3 separate regions of the Mus musculus genome follow, and regions 1 and 2 are each linked to region 3. The links are chromatin loops, found by intact Hi-C in ENCODE. Cell type or tissue: left cerebral cortex. All regions are shown on one strand. Each heading gives the region's core, and the rest is flanking DNA. Links, peaks and the distances in the headings are about the cores only.

Region 1 (5,514 bases), core at 242-5,241, 120 kb before region 3:
CTCAAATCACAAACCAAAATCAACCCTTCTTTCCTAACCAGTATAGGGACCTCTCAGGGGAGACCTGTGCCTTCTGTAGACATTAGAGAAGAACTCCTTCTCACCAGGAGATAGCCATGAACACAGCCAGCAAATGACAATAAGTTTTAGCCACAAGGGAAATAAAGACAGGGCACCCGGTGTGGGGCAATGTCACTTGGCCTGCCTGGGTTCCATGAGTTAAAGTGGCACAGAGAGTGACCCCTTGGTTGTATGTCCTACGAGGACGTAGGTCGACCTTACTGGTCATACCCAGCACTCATGGCGGGCACTGTTCTTCAGTGATATCCAAGAAAGGGCAGAGGGGGGCTCCAGGTCTCTCTGGTGTCCACTGCTCAGGAGCAGAGGCCTGTCACCAGAAACCAGGGGCCGGCATGCACCACCCCTTGGGGACAGGCCTTTCAGAGTTCTAGGTCCCACAGGACTGTTCCACTGTGGTTTGTCCATCTATGCTCTGTGACTGGAAGCTCTGAAAAGCTGGAGAGTGACCCAAAGCCCTGGAAGGACAGCACCAGGGACAGGGAGCAAAGGTGAGCAGAAGCCACACCCCCTGATGAGACACACTGAGACACACTGACACACGAGCCTCTTCTCTGAGTCTCGCAAAGAGAACCCAGAAACCTGAAATTATCAGCTTTTAAACCAGCATATAGATAGACAGCTGTCAAGCCAGAGTACAAAACCATGCGCAGACATGTATTCTGTATCTATATTTAGGATAAAATCCCCTTATATTTAGCTCCTCTTTACCCCCAACACTGGGGGGCTGCATACACCACAGCCTCGAGATACTTCATAAACAAATCAATTAATTTTGAGACAGGTCTCACTAACACGCCCAAGCTGACCTTTAAGTGGAATATGCCCCAGGCAGCCTTGATTAGCCTCTGAGTAGATGGGATTATAGGCCTGCACCATCAGGCTTAGTCAGACACTTACTTAAAAATCCCAACTGGGGGCTGGGAAGACAGTTCAGCATTCAGGAGTGATTACTGCTCTTCCAGAAGACTCAAGTTTGGTTCCAGCACCCACACTGGATGAATGACAACTGCCTATAACTCTAACTCAAGAGGGTCCAACTCCTTTTCTGGTCTCTGTGGGCAATTTACTATGTGCACATGTTCATGCACAGACCCCAAACCAAATTCCTGCAGTACATGGCCTGCCATCAGGCTTCAGGGACAGAGATAGTGTGATGGTGTTCACAAGCTTACATAAGGGAGTGAGGTGAGTCCCCAACAAGGAGCTGCTGCTGTGCCTTCCCTCCTCCAGGGTCTACAACGGTTTCTGACAGGAATGGTGAGATACTTCATATATAAGTGAGTCACAATGCATTCACAGATAACCTGGGACACAGGTGGCCTGCAGGGTGGACATGGCTGACAGACACTGAAGATTAACTGGTTTGCAGCTCTCTATCAAAAGATATCAGGGTCACAGGCTGAGAGGGGAGGCAAGAGACACACAACTCAATAGCAGAGTTCAGGAGATGAGCACTCTCTGTGGGATCAGATGGCTGGGCAGTTAGCAGTGACAGCCTCAGGCCCCACCCATACTGCAGGTGCAGTTTGGCGTATGCTGGCTTACCTGGAGTGGGAGGAGACCTCACTGAGGTCACCCATGCTACCGTCAGCAGCGCTGCTGGAGATGGCAGAGGCATAGCCATGCAGGGCATACATCTTGGCAGGGTCATCGTCAGCTACCGAGACATCAGCAGCATCTGCCCACTGCTCAGCCCGGCTGTGCATCAGGGACCTGCTGCCTGTCAGATGCACTGGGCCAAGGATGGTGGCTGGCATGCACGGCGTGGTGTCGATGCCGCTGTCGGTGGACGCGCCTTTGATGTAGGTCAGTCCCAGCAGCTCGGGGTCCATCAGGTCCCCTGACCCAAAGTGCTTGTCATCACTGTTGCTGGAGGTGTTACTAGACAGAGTGTTGCTGCTGGAGTGGCTGGAGCAGCTCTTATCCCCAATCTGGAGAAGAGGATAGACAGACGGCCTTTGGGTAAACCCCCATATACTGATCACCCCAAACATTAGGCTATAGCCAAGGCTTGGGTTGAATTTTATGTGCTCCCTAAGTCAGCAATAGATATAGAAATGGATTTTCTCAATATCCTAGTTTTGTGTGTGTGTATACACATGTGTGTCGATGTTTGTGTGTGTGTGTGTGTGTGTATGTGTGTGTGTGTGTGTGTGTGTGTGTGTGTGCGTGCTTTGCTCCTTTGGGTACCAGTCTATTTCCTTTTGGAGTCAGTATCTTTGACTTTTAACTTCCAGCTGGTAAGTCCCAGGGATCTGTCTGCTTCTGCCTGGTCTCATGCAGAGGTCCTGCCTCTTGCTTCCTCCATCACTGACAGGAGCTTAGCATCCTGTCTTTAGTCAATCACTGGTGTATAACACACAAATGTCACTGACAAGGATTATATAGATGGAGAAGGATATAAAACTCAGGCAGAGGAGGAGATCAGTTTACATTTATAAACTTCCTGCCATTTACAGTCAGTATAGCATTTCTCTTAAAGACTCCAAGTTTGGTGAAGGAGACCCAGGTCTGAGTCATAATGGTAAAACGTCCAGTTAGTCCCTGGGTGCTTTCTGAGGTCATAGTGCCACATGCCTCCTGTGCAGAGAAGGACTCTGCAACTGTGAAGTGCCCTGCAAAGAAGCACGCAGGCTCTCAGGGAGCTAAAGCCAAGTGAAGTCCCAAGAGGAAGATTCCAGACTAACTGTCTGAAAATCACCCATGCTGTAGGGAAGACCAATGCCAAGACAGAAGAGATCCTCTCTGTCACTGTGCCCAGACCGACTCAGCTGTCCCAGTTCGAGAACCAGTAGGACCAGGGCTTTGGAGCCGGGACAATGCTCCTGTCCAGGCCATTTCCTAGGGGCTTGGCCATCTCTCTTTTTTTCTCCATCCTCCTGCACCTTTATGCAAATCCTGGCTTCTCTGGTTTCAACCTGGCCCCTCCACAGCCTGTCTTCCTCTACAGAACTACTCTGGACGTCTGTAGACGCAGATGTGAGTGGACTCAGGAAGTGGCTCAGGCCAGGTCAGGGCTGTGGCTGCAGGAAGAATGGCTGTGCGCAGTTAGGGGAACTGCAAAGCTCACTGATGTGCCAAGGGGAGGGAAGAGTGTTGCCCAGGAGTTTGTAAGTTTCTTTCACCTGCACATTTTCAAACCACCCAACTGCAGCTCCTTTGTAAGGAGTCTCATTGAAAGCTGCTTCTCCTACAGGACTCCCCTCATTTTATGGTATAGATAAGCTGGTCTGTGGGATTAACAAGGAACCTGCTGTCAGTGGACTCTCAGCAGGCTGCTGGGCTGCTATGGTTACGGACATCTCAGTGACATCAGCAGAGGGACGTTGCTGCAGCTCCTCTGGCGAGAGGGACTGTTTCTGTTTCCACTACTGCACTGTCCCACTAAGTAGCTAAATGGTTGACCAGCTAACCCTGGGGGCAGGATCTCATCACTATCACCGTGAACAGCGAGGTTGGCAGGGTGACGTGCATGTTGGCTTTAGCAGGAATCTGCTGTAGTCTTTCCGTGGTCCTTCATGAACTGAGAAAATAAACAAAACTTACCCATTTCCCTTCTCTTTTTATCCTCTTTTATGAGTGTCCTTTGTGGAAAATAACACGTGTCTGATCCCTGCCACAGGTGTGCCACCTGCTGTGTGCTGGAATGTGTTTATGTTCTCAATCACTCCCTGCCCTACTCTGAACTGGGCTGAACCCCACACAGCACTGAACACCACATGTGGGCACATGCTGCCATACTGTGTGCTGGGCTGTACCCCACACTCTCAAGCATGGAAACACCATATGTAGTCCTACTGGGTACTGAGATGCATCCCATGTTCTAGAGCACCATGGACAGGTGTGCTGTGCCACCCTCTATATGCTGACACACATCAATCCTGCTACAGGTGCGATCGGTCGTAGATAGAGGACTTACATGAGATAGCTTATTGGGGGACTCTTTGCAGCTTCCGTCTTTCTGCAGCACTCTTTCCTTATAGGAGCTCAGGACCTTGGAAGGTGGGCCATGCCATTTGGTTTCTGTGACATTAAAGAGAGTTGAGCACACAATTTCCAGTGTTAGCAAGAGGGAGGAAGACAGGGTTCTGATGGTTTGAAACTTTACTATGACTTCCCAGGTTATCAGCAAGCACACGGGAGGCAGCAGAGTCCCCACACAGAGGGACAGATTTCTCCAGGCATTATAACCAGTTATCTGAAGCCATGCTATAATCATAGCTACCCCAGAACCAGCCAGCCACCCACAGGCACCTCACATGGCTCACAGAGAAACTCATCAACTATGGTTGTCCAAGTGAATGAGTGGAGACAGGGAGAAAGTACAGGTCAAGGGGGGCCCTGGAGGCCCGGTCCCCAGGGCTGTGTTACCTGGAAGCCTGCCTCCCTCCAAGAGGTCCTCCTGCTCCCCGGTTCCATCGCACTCCACAGAGCCTGGGCCCTGGTGCTCCAGCAGGAGGGGTGATGGGCACCTGCAAAGAGGGAGTCCGGCTATTCTTTTCTGACACCGCCAGCTAGCAGAGGACAGGACGGATCAGGTATGAGATGGCTGAGGTTTCCTACAGAGGCTACCACCATTCCAGGGCTGATGCTGTCCTAGGAAACAGTCCCCTGACTGTGGAAACACAGTATCCTGGTCGATCTCTCCAGGGAAAAGGATGCTGTTTCACCAGGTCTGACACACAGCAAGCTTCAACAGATAAACACGCACCACCAGCGTCAAGGCCGCAAGTCCTCCAGCTCTGGTGGAGCACATGATCGGCCTTACTTTTGACTAAAGCGCATGGCACTGATACATCTGAACACTAGTGCATGTAAAGAAAAGAAAACCTGATTCAGTCTAGACTCTGCCCTGATGGCCTGTGTGATACGGGAACTGGAAAAAGGAAAACATAATCTTAGAAATGAAGGAAGTGAAGGCAATGTGCTTGTGCTGCCGTGTAATGCCATGAGCTGAGTCCACCGTGGGTCTGAGACTACACAAGGCTTCCCATTTATATAAGAACAAATCGAGGCTCTGCTCTCCTTGCTTAGCCATGGCTTCACTTAGAAAAGGGATTTGCTATTTAGCTGTGAAGAATTCTGTCTGCCATGTGAGATGAAAAGCATGGTATCCAAATTGGACAGCAGAATGCCTGGCCTGGAGTTCTGCTCTGCACCTGAAGACAGTGCCATGATTGCCATGCTCTTCCATGGACAGGCGTTTTCTGTCCATGCCAGCTGAGGCCTCCATGGATGACTGTGTTTTGTCCACAAAAGGGCCCAGCTGTTGACTACCATAGACGGACTGTGTCACCACAACACACATCTAAAACCTGAATGCTGTGCTACATGCTACCTCAAGAGTCCCACATAAGGTCAGTGTGTACGTGTGTGTACATGCGTGTGTGTATTCACAAGGGTCTCCAGTTGTACCCACACTCCTGACTCCTG
Region 2 (5,514 bases), core at 242-5,241, 180 kb before region 3:
TCACCGTGTCCCCCTCTCCCGCCACACTGCCCCCACATCTTATAGCAGTGCCCAGCTTTTTCTTCTGTCCCACAGCTGCATTTGGTGCTTAAGGAGATGGGAATGGTATGGAAGTTTGCAGGGGTCACTGCAGATGGCAGGAGCTAAGGCATCTGAGGTTAGGAGACCCAGTGCCCAGCTCCCCCTGAGCTTCCCTCATTCTCAGGGAAGAGACTTGCCTCTTAGATGAGTTGCAGTATTTTCAGGAGCAGAATGGATCTTCAGGAATGGACCTGGTGTTCACTCACCGAATTCTCTAGAATGTTCCAAGCCCACATCCCACACAGTGGACACCGAAAGGGTGAGTGTGCACAGCAAAGATAAAAATCACCTAAAGCAGAGAGAATTGCTGTGCGTGAGGGGCACCTCTTGTAATTCCTAAACTATGGCTAAGGAGAATGTCAGCATTTCGTTGCCTTCCCTTCCGGCATCTTCTCAGAGTTGAATGGATTCCAGCAGGTTTTCTCTAAAGCCTCATCAGGAAACCTCTGTAGTTAGGTGAAATTCATCAGGGTTTAGAATGAGCCCAGATTTCTGCAAATTCTTATTTTTTTCACACAAGGCTGGATGATTGTAGCTTTGGGACATTGAGATGCAAATGATGTACGAAGCCTGACATATTTGCACGTGTGCCTGCTGAGGTTCACACAGCTCAAAATAAATAAACAAATAAAATGCTGTCACCTGGGCTGTTGAGAGAGGATGAGGAGGCTAACGTTACAGAGCTTTGGGGGACAGTGGGAAGATTCTTCACGAGATCTTCAAGACCTTGCAACAGAAATCTCAACCCAAGTCAAACAAAGCAAAGACTGACCTGGTCTGGAGACTAGGCATGGAGACCAGGCATGCAAACCAGTCATAGAGACCTGGTCTGGAGACTAGGCATGGAGACCAGGCATGCAAACCAGTCATAGAGACCTGGTCTGGAGACTAGGCATGGAGGCCAGGTATGCAAACCAGTCATGGAGGCCTGGCATGGAGACCTGGCATGGAGACCAGACATGGAGACCAGACATGGAGACCTGACATGGAGACCAGACATAGAGACCAGACATGGAGACCTGACATGGAGACCAGGCATGGAGGCCAGGTATGCAAACCAGTCATGGAGGCCTGGCATGGAGACCAGACATGGAGACCAGACATAGAGACCAGACATGGAGACCTGACATGGAGACCAGGCATGCAGATCAGGCATGGAGACCAGACATGGAGACCTGACATGCAGACCTGGCATGGAGAACTGGCATGCAGATCAGGCATGGAGACCAGACATGGAGACCTGGCATCCAGACCGTGCATACAACCCTGTCATGGAGACCAGGCATGGAGACCTGACATGCAGACCTGGCATGGAGACAAGACATGGAGACCAGGCATGGAGACCTGACATGCAGACCTGGCATGGAGACAAGACATGGAGACCAGGCATGCAGACCTGGCATGGAGTCCGGACATGCAGGCCAGACATGCAGACCTGACATGCAAACATGACATGGAGACCATACATGCAGACCAGGCATGGAGACCTGACATGCAGACCTGACATGCAGACCTAACATGGATATCAGGCATAGAGACCTGGCATGGAGACCAGGCAGATCTCTCATGTTCCTGACATCTGCCTGAGGTCTGATGGATCCATCTTCTTTCCTCTTTGCCTTGCAAAGTTCTGGGGAGGACCTTTGATGTCAGCCCTCCCCCCTGCTACTCACTCTTTGCTTGATGCCACAGACATGTTTGTCCACCAGGGCTTGTTGTTAGGACTCAGGACTCCAACTACCGAAGAGAGGATGAGCAACAGCCTTGGACCTCAGGCCTTGGAGGGTGAGGTAGAAAGATTGATGTTTCACTTTGATCTTGAGCCAAGATGAACCAGAGAAGGGCTTTGCTTCCAATGTGCTTGCCGTGCCCACAGAAGGGCATTAAAACCCTGCCCTCTGCCCAATCAGGCCTTATGCAAGATAAGTCAGGCTGTTCTTGTTAGAAAAGGACAGCAGGCCTGCTCCTGTCTGGCAGCTGGTGGCAGATGACATGCCCGGTAGCCTTATGAACCTGCATAGCTCCTAGACCTAATCTTGGGCGTGTCATGAATGTCAGGGCCCTGGATGGAGGTCCATTGGTTTGATTTAACTGGCTCTGTGTGGTCTAATGAGCCAACACTAGGCTCTGGGCTCCAGGGTCACCACTATGGCCATGGGCATGGAGAACACATGTCTTCTTGGCCCACACCTTCATGCATGCTGAGTGGGTACAGCTCTATCCTCAGAGTTGAGAAGCCTTCTGAGTACTACGTCTTGCCTTCAAGTTCTTCTCAGACACGGCTTTCAGTTTGCCTAGGACTTAGGAGTTGGCTCTAAGGAACTTGTAGGCTAGCAGGACACCTGCCCCTTCCTTGGCCTTCCTTCTCCATGTCTGTGCTGGGTGCCCTAGTTTCCTGCCAGTCCCTGAAACCCACCATGGCTTCCTTGGCATCCTCGGTGCCCATTGGGGGACATGGTTTGGACTTCCACTTTCCTTTCTGTTGCTCTCTATAAGGAAGCTCATGAGGGGTCTGTTTGCCATGGTCGGGTGCAGACTCTCTAATAGCACTTTGTGTGTATGCCCTCCTATCATTACTAACACGGTCTCTCTATGGGCAGCTCCTCCCCCAACTCCTGCCTGCTCTCTCTGCTCCCACACAGTTGGCACAGTTATGACCAAAGATCCTTGGCACATGCTTCTCCCAGCCCTCCTGTCCCCTTTGTATTTCACAACTCCCAGTTTCTGCACCATGACAGACAGTCCTCTTTTACCCCCTTTCCTTTCTGGCTATTTCCCATTGGTCTCCTAGAGCTTGCCTCTGCAAGTCAGCACACACATTACAGGCGCTCAGTTGGGGCAAAGCCCTGGCCCAGCCAGCCCGTGGCAGAAGGAGGGGCTGAGAGATTTGGCCAACTGTTTAGCAGATGCTGTGGGAGGTCCCTGCTCCCCAGCAGGCAGGGGTGGGAGGAGCATGATTGGCACCTCCACCCACAGGCAAGGGACTGAACAGACTCCATACAAGGGAGGTGCCTGCTCCAGAGAAGGAAGGCCAGAGGAAGAAGGCCCAGTCCCACTGACATGGCTCTCGTGCTTTATCAGAACACATGGCTTGTCCTGGTCCTCTGAATTGGCAGGGACCTATGCTGACCTCACAAAGTCCCTGGGTACACACACTGTGGCGTTTGTGCTTTCTACATCGGCTATGATATTTACCAAGATGTTCGTGTCGCTGGGAACAATCAGACCATTCTAGAACTAATCAAAGCGCTACATTCTATTATAAACGCCTGAACAGATGAGCCTGCTGCCTGGAGTTCTTTTGGGGGCATAGGGGTCCCCAAAAGGGAGTTCTTGGGTTATAAATATCTCTTCTCTGCAAAGGCTGCTTGCTCTCTCTCTCTCTCTCTCTCTCTCTCTCTCTCCCCCTCTCCCTCCCTCCCTCTCCCCTCTTTCCCCCTCTATACTGAAACACCCCTGTGTCTAGGAGGGGCTTCTAGTGTAGCCAGAAGAGGCACAATCTTGCAAGAAAAAGAAAAAAAAACTATGGTACAGTAATCTGGAGCTGGGGTGAGGAGCAGAGGTGGGGTGGAGAGAGGGAGGGGGGAAGAGCGGAGTGGGGAGAAGAGAAGGAGAGAGGGGATGAATGAGAGAGAATATGTTGGTACTCAACTTGCTTTCTCTTTTTTATTTAGTCTAGGACCCCAGCTTGTGGGACAGTGCTTCCCACATTCAGGGTGGGTCTTTCCTCCTCCGTTTAACCTCACTGAAAACTTCACAGACACACCATGCTTCCATGGAGATTCCAAATCCAATTAAGTTGACACTTAAGATTAAGGTTAGCACATGACTATGGCATGTCACAGCCTGTGATGACTGTCTGTGTTGTGAACTGGGAATGGGAAGTGGCGACTAACCCCACGGGAAGCCCCGGTTAGCAGTAGCTCCTGTGTAACATTGTCCTTGAGTTAGGCTGGAAGGACACAGATGAGGAGTGGTGGTGCCCCTGTCAAGTGTAGAGAACACTCAGCTTATACTCTCAGTCCCGAGGTACCTGTGCCCTGTCTGTTTTTTGGTAGGGGTGGGGTAGGGTGGGGTGGGGCAGGGCAAGAGAAATGGGCAAAACAAATCCCACAGATCAAACTCTGCAACCAGTTAGCAGAAGTTCAGCAGAGGTCCTGTCTGCCCCTGAGGATGTGTCTGCCTCCACCCCCACCCCCCATCCCCCCACCCCGTCCCCTGGAAGGGGTTCTGTTGTGCTTTTGCCTTCTTGGCTCCAGTTTGCTCCTCCCTCCCAGCCAGGTGCCTGGGGAGAGAGAAATGAGAAGCCAGTGGGCACTGGTGGGAGCATGGGTTGTTCATTGGGGTGTGCCTGAAACATTCTCCCCTGTACTTTCTCCCACACTCAGGAGACGAGAGCTTAACCTATTGGTACTTCGGGGGTAATGCTGTGCACACTTCAAAAATAGAATCTGGAAGCAGATAAGTGTAGATGGTTGAGAATAGGATTCGATTTTGTGAAAGTTGTCCTTGGACACATGTGTATGTGTGTGAGTGTGTATGAGTGTGAGTGTATGTGTCCGAGTGTGTGTGATTATGTGTGTGCGTGTCTTTGTGTGATAATGTGTATGTGTGTGAATGTGTATGTATGTGTGTGTGTGAGAATGTATATGCGTGTGCATGTATGTGTGTAATATGTGCCTGTATGTGAGTGCTTGAGAATTTGTATGTGTGTTAGTGTGTGCACGTGTGAGTGTCTGTGTGTGTAAGTGTGTATATGAGAGAATGTGGGTGTGTGTATGCATATGGAGGCCAGGGGTTGACAATCCATGTCTTCCTCAATCACTCGTCACCTTATTTCCTTGAGGCAGAGTTTCTCACTGATCATGAACCTTGCTCCTGTCTCCAGTAACACTCTGCAGTGTTACAGTGCCTGGCTGTTTGTGTGAATTTGGACCCTCATGTTTGCGTGGCAAGCGCTTTGCATCTTAAGCCATGTCCCAGCTCCAGGTATAGTCTTGAAGACTACAGCCATATTTACACAGGTCTTCCTCTACACCATCTGCATGCTCTAGTTTGCTTTGCCCATTTGTCTTAGTCAGGGTTTCTATCATGACCAAGAAGCAAGTTGGGGAGGAAAGGGTTTATTCAGCTTACAATTTCACATTGCTGTTCATCACTAAAGGAAGTCAGGACTGGAACTCAAGCAAGTCAGAAAACAAGAGCTGATGCAGAGGCCATGGAGGGATTTTACTTAACTGGCTTGCTTCCCCTGACTTGCTCAGCTTGCTTTCTTATAGAACCCAGGACTACCAGCCCAGGGATAGCACCACCCACAATGGGCTGGGCTCTCCCACCCTTGATCACTGAGAAAATGCCTTACAGCTGGATCTCATGGAGGCATTTCCTCAAGGGAGGCTCCTTTCTCTTCGATAACTCCAGCTTGTGTCAAGT
Region 3 (5,514 bases), core at 209-5,208:
CGACTTCTACACGTTGCCCTCTGACCTACACACACACCATGCCACACACACAGACGGACACACACACTCACTCTAAATAATAAAAAATGAAATGAAGAGAGTGACAGAGACAGTGACAGAGAGACAGAAACCAATATTTTTGGAGCCAAAAGGTTTATACTTTATCCAAACTCACCTGGGACTAGAGACTGCCCCTTGAGGTTCCTACCCCTTCTTCTCACCCGAAAAAGAAGCACTTGTGTAGGTTCAGGAAGAGAATCTAGACCTCGGGTTTTTGTAGTCTACAAGGCTTGACTTCATATTTTACTTAAGTAAACAAGTATGGTCAGTCCATGTTCTCTTAGGACTCACGGTGTCTTTGTAAAGACACATATCTAAAACTACCTCCACATTGAGGTCAGAAGTTTAAAGACAAGCCAAGGTTCTCTAAAGCTGGGGTTAACAAGTACTGGTGGAGCCAAGGGTGAGAAGCAGGTCCATGTAAACAGAAGCACAGTTGGGAGGCCTGTGCACGGCCTTGTCAAGCCAGCTTCAATTACCAGATAATAATGATTTGTACTAACACCTGTTTCAGAAATAGATCTTCAAGTGTATCCAACCAACTGTCCCTTTTATCTCAGGTGAAGAGGATTCCCCAAACTCTGGAAAAGTGACTAAGCTCAGGTATCAAAGAGCCCATGCATTATCATACGGGGAGAGGGGTTGCACCTTCCAAATGTATACTCCATAGCTTTGACCAAGATGATGATCCCACTAACGAAGCTAGAAGTTACAGCGCTAAAGCAAACGCTCTTGGCGAGAGCCTAATATTTTACAATAACAAAATCATGCTCTAAAAACTATACACTTAAGCCAGACAGTGCAATTCTCAGCCGCACTCCCAGGCAGAAGCTCCACCTCCACCTCCTAACTGGATGCTGTGTTGTGCTCTCTCCATCCTCCGGAGGAAATGTCTACAGGGCTTCTTATGCAAGTTCACCTCACCCCATCTATAGGTAGCACGTGGGTACTGAGGGAAGCCCTTCCTGTTTGCTATGTTCCCCAGACATTTACCCAGTTGGGGTCCCCCCCCTTTAGCTATTTATGAATACACTTTAATTTAGAACATACAAATTTAACGTTATAATTTAAGCCAGCCAAACCACAAGAAATAACTATAAAGCCAAATTTCAATTTCTTCAGCTAATAAGCCTGCCTACCACCAGGGCAAGACTTGGGCTACCTGTGATGTTTTACTTGTAGAACAAAAGTAAGGAAAATGAATTGGGGTGGAGCAGAGCACACCTGTCATCCAAGCCAATCATGAGGCAGGGGACCACAAGTTCAAAGTCTGTTTGAGCTATAGCGTGAGGTCAGCCTAGGCAGCTTAGTGAGCCTCTTTCAAAATAATAGTAAATGGCTCACTGTTTTGAAATAACAATAAATGAGGCTGGGAATGTAGCTTTGTGGTAGGGTGCTTGTCTATCATACCCAAGCCTATAGGTTTAATTCCCAAATCCGACCCCCTGAAAAAAAAAAGTACTTAACCCAGAATGTAAGAATCTGCTGTGGCCACTGATCGGTTAACTAGAGGCACTAGTTTAATGACTAGACTGTACTAGTCATTAAAAAGCCGTGCTGGGAAGAGACAAGCCAGATCTCACCAGGGGAGAAGGAAACGCAGAGGTCCGTGACACAACCCTCAGTATGACTCAGGCAGACGCACTCAGCTACAGATCTTCCTCAAATGCTGCCGGTCAACCCTTAGGCATGAACAGCCTCACACGCGCCCAAAACTGAAGATAGACTATTCTTCCCCCCTCCCAACCACCCTCCACCCCCTGCAATAGATCCCATTGCTGCCTGTTCCGGAAACCGCTCCAGCTAGCCATAAACAGCATGTCGAAATCTATGCAGCTCTTATCACCAAACCCACCCAAGAACTCCACATTCTCCAAAGACATCAAGACCTCCGCGATGCAGAGCCCAGTAACAAGCAGCTCGCTCATTCGTAGTCACCTCTGGTCGCTAGAGATCAAAGCCCACTTTCCATATTTGAAAAAAGAAATATAATAACCAGTTTAAGCCTTACAGGGGAGTACTATGTTTCAAATAAAGCAGCAGTTTGGGATAGTTTCTTCCTTTCATTCCAATTTGTAAGACGTTAAATAAATAAATAAATCCCAGCCTAGACTGCAGACGCAGGAAACTCAAGCGGGCAGCGGACTAAAATGCCTGTCATAAGAAAGCCATCTAGTGTTAAAGTTTAGAAGTGAAACCGCAGACAAAAGGAACATTTCTGGGACTATTTTGAAGTTACTGGGGAAAACCAATGAGAATAACCAAGACGCCCCGTTTTCTGCGGATGACTTGGGTTTTGGGGTGTTCTGCATTCTGCCTTTCCCCCTCGCTGTTTGGCCTTCTTTCTCAAAGCCATCCTTGCGCAGACCGAGGCAACTCCAAGCAGAACCCGAAGCGCCTAAGACCTGTTTTGACCAAAATCAGGTATCGCCCAGCCCCAATTCGTGAGGACGCACTTGCTGTCCGTTCGCCCGTGCTGACGTTGGCCCGGACTGAATTAATGTAGCCGAAGATGGTTAATGACGACAAACGTCTCCCCAAGGGGTGACGCCAAGTTGTCCTCGGCTTTCGCTCTCCGGGAGACGAGCCGAAATTGATTCTCGGGATTCTGCGACCAGGCTCAAATGAATGTGCCGGCGCTGCCGGTCGCTTCCCGACCGCGGTCCTCACCCGCGGAGACGCGAGCCCGCGCGTACAAAGGAGCGGGAGTCCCGGGGGAGCGGCCCGCAAGTTGCGCGCAGCCGGGCAGGTCCGGTCCCTGCGCCCTGCACCCCGCACCCCCCGGCACGCACCTCGGAGCCGCGGTCCTCTGGACCCCGCCAGGGCCGGCGCGCAGAAGCCAGGGCCTCGCCGCCCGCCGCCGTCCCGCGCTACCCATGGGCGCGCTCCCCGCGCGGCCGTTGCGCCCGCGGCTCGAGCTGTCGCCAGGCGCCGCGCTGCGTCCTCGGCCGCCCGGCTCCGTCTGCAGCCGGCTCCCGCCGCCGCCGCCCGCCCCGGCACCGCCCCCACGCGCTCCGCCCCCGCCTATTGGCCGGTGCCCCGAAAGACCCCACCCCGAGCGCGCCGCCCCCTCTCATTGGCCGGTGGCCGGACGGTCCCCGCCCCTAAAGCTCCGCCCACGCCCATTGGCCAACCGGACAGGCCCCGCCCCGAGCGCTCCGCCCACGCCCATTGGCGCGCCTCCTGGCCAGACTCGCCCCTCGCGGTCGGGCGCGCGCGAGCGCGAGCGTCCTCGGAGAGCGATTCTCCAGGTCGCGGCGAGCGCGAGGCCTCGGCTTACGGGGACAGGCGGCCGGCTTCGGAGTGCTCGCGAGCCCGGGTGCCCTCGGAACGACCGGTGCTCTCCGGGTGTGGACTCTCATTCGTACATGCTCGCACCATGTCCGGACCCTTGAGAGTCACCACGGCCTGGCGAAGCCCGAGGGACGGACTTGACGCAAAAGTGCAAGCTGTAGTCGCGCGGGCCGGGGAACCTGAGCCAGGAGCGATGCACGAGCGGGCCCACGCCTGCTCTCGGTGTTCCGGCCCTGTCTACCCCCTTTACCCCCAACCGCCGGGAGCCTCACCTGCGGCCGGCTGCAGAAGAGCGGCGTTGGGCTCTATTTTGAGATGCACGGGCAGGAGGAGTAAATAAGGCCGGAGCAGGTGGCAGAGCTGGCTCCACCTTACGTCCCCAGAGTCCTGAAATGGTTTGTTTGGGACTTTGAACTCCTCCCTGGAAGAGATAATGTTAATAATGTTATCTCTCCTTCCCTGTCGCAGTGCTTCCTACTACGAGCACACATCCTGGTGAAGTTTAAACAGTGGGTCCCCACCCAAGCTGCATTTCTCTGCGTGCACATTGTCCAATCTCTTATATATCATTTTAAATACAGGTGTAATGCGTAGGAATGGGCCTTGTAAAACATGCCAGCAACCTGTATATGACATTATGCTCCTGAGATTTCCAGGTTTTGAGGTCTTTCTGGATGGTCTCCCTATACCTACCGTTTGCAGAAGTTGTGTATGCATTCCACAAACATGAAGTCTGAGAAAAGTCCTGTGCTGCAGTGCTTTCTGGGAAACTTTTTACCAGACCCTGCTCTGTGCTTGGGGGTGAGGTGGGGGAGGGGGCAGATTAAACCGGGGCAGAGACTGTGGAATACAGCGCCAGAGAGGAAGGCAGGGCGTGGCTGCGGGCTCAGGTATCTTACAGAAACAAATATAAAATGCCTCTTTTGGCGAAGGTACGGAGATTGCTGGGGTTTCCAAGAAAAATACCAGCCATGAGGCATTCAACGGAGCTTGTCTAAAAGCCAGCGTGAGTCAGATTCCTCAGAAGTTAAGGGCGTTCTCTGCTTTTGCCAAGGACCTGGCTTCTGTACCAGGCTCTCAGTGGCAACTTACAACCATCTGTAACTCCAGGTTCAGAGGATCAGAGGCCCTCTTCTGGCTTCTCTGGTCATTGCAGCCATGCTGTGGACATACATGACTTCAAGCAATCTCTCAAGCAAATGAAAGCTAGAGTGAGCTACCATAGGTTCGTCATCTCCTGTTACTGTCCTGCGAGCCTCCCTCTCTGCCCTTCAAAGGCCTCATTACCCTGGGAATTCTTAAGAAAACAGAATCTAGGAACTCTCGCTCTCCAATTCTAAACTTTTTTTTTTAACTTCTGATGAAGTAATTCCTACATCAGTCTTTTTTTAAAGATTTATTTATTATTATATGTAAGTACACTGTAGCTATCTTCAGACACACCAAAAGAGGACACCAGATCCTGTTACAGATGGTTGTGAGTCACCATGTGGTTGCTGGGACTTGAACTCAGGACTTTCGGAAGAGCAGTCTGTGCTCTTAACCACGGAACTATCTCTCCAGCCCCCTACATCAGTCTTAAGAGTTCAAAGAGGGGCTGGAGAGATGGCTCAGCCTTAAGTGCACTGGCTGCTCTTCCAAAGGTCCTGAGTTCAATTCCCAGCAACCACATGGTGACTCACAACCATCTGTAATAGGATCTAATACCCTCTCTGGCATGATGGTGTACATGCAGATAGAACACTCATACATTAAATAAATAAATCTTGAGAGAGAGAGATCGTTCAAAGAGGTACCAGCCAATCTGCCTGCTGCTTGCATCTGTTTACCTTTTAGCTTAGTAAAGCCAGTTTGGTTTCCTTAACAAGCCCCAAGATTTGACCTACGAGGATACTTACAGAGCATTAAAGTTCAGTGGCTAACTTAGTGAAGATATAGGGTGCCACCTTTATTTCCTCCTTTCCCTTTTTACTCCAGCCTTTCCGATAAAGCCTTTCTTTTTATACCAAATGAATAGTCGTAATTTGCAACAAACAGGTGTTGGTTTTATACATAGTCCAGGGCCTGATGTCGTTGGTCACCATACGAGGCTTCAGGACAAGGGGCAGTTTGAGAGCAGATGGGACAGGAAGGAATGCCAGTGGTGTAGCTTGGCTGAAG

Evidence for each region. A loop is a pair of places that touch in the nucleus more often than their neighbours do. Peaks named below come from ENCODE experiments on the same cell type or tissue, not always from the same donor. Only the 100,000 strongest peaks of a DNase experiment are listed, where the experiment ranks them.
Region 1: it touches region 3 in a loop (2.6-fold over the local background); 11 of 42 quality-filtered maps call a loop at or near these places.
Region 2: it touches region 3 in a loop (2.2-fold over the local background); 2 of 42 quality-filtered maps call a loop at or near these places.

The regions. Positions count from the first base shown.
Region 1 is chr8:125,445,881-125,451,394 of GRCm38, forward strand. It overlaps Sipa1l2 (signal-induced proliferation-associated 1 like 2), which reads right to left. Exons shown (of 22, transcript NM_001357372.1): 13 at 4,453-4,553; 14 at 4,001-4,104; 15 at 1,627-2,012. Among named protein-coding and RNA genes, the nearest start is that of Gm30713, 63 kb to the left of the region's middle. In left cerebral cortex, for the core only: no CTCF peak of the experiment used is centred there; a DNase peak (open chromatin) is centred at 3,366.
Region 2 is chr8:125,382,880-125,388,393 of GRCm38, forward strand. It overlaps Gm30713 (a long non-coding RNA gene), which reads left to right and starts at 3,005. Exons shown (of 5, transcript XR_879356.2): 1 at 3,005-3,609; 2 at 3,756-3,898; 3 at 4,470-4,491; 4 at 4,932-5,070. In left cerebral cortex, for the core only: no CTCF peak of the experiment used is centred there; DNase peaks (open chromatin) are centred at 538 and 3,007.
Region 3 is chr8:125,566,803-125,572,316 of GRCm38, forward strand. It overlaps Sipa1l2 (signal-induced proliferation-associated 1 like 2), which reads right to left and starts at 3,061. Exons shown (of 22, transcript NM_001357372.1): 1 at 2,853-3,061. In left cerebral cortex, for the core only: CTCF peaks have their summits at 1,021, 2,233 and 4,486 (motif pointing left); DNase peaks (open chromatin) are centred at 937, 1,753, 1,971, 2,227 and 3 more places; H3K4me3 peaks cover 2,838 bases; H3K27ac peaks cover 2,185 bases.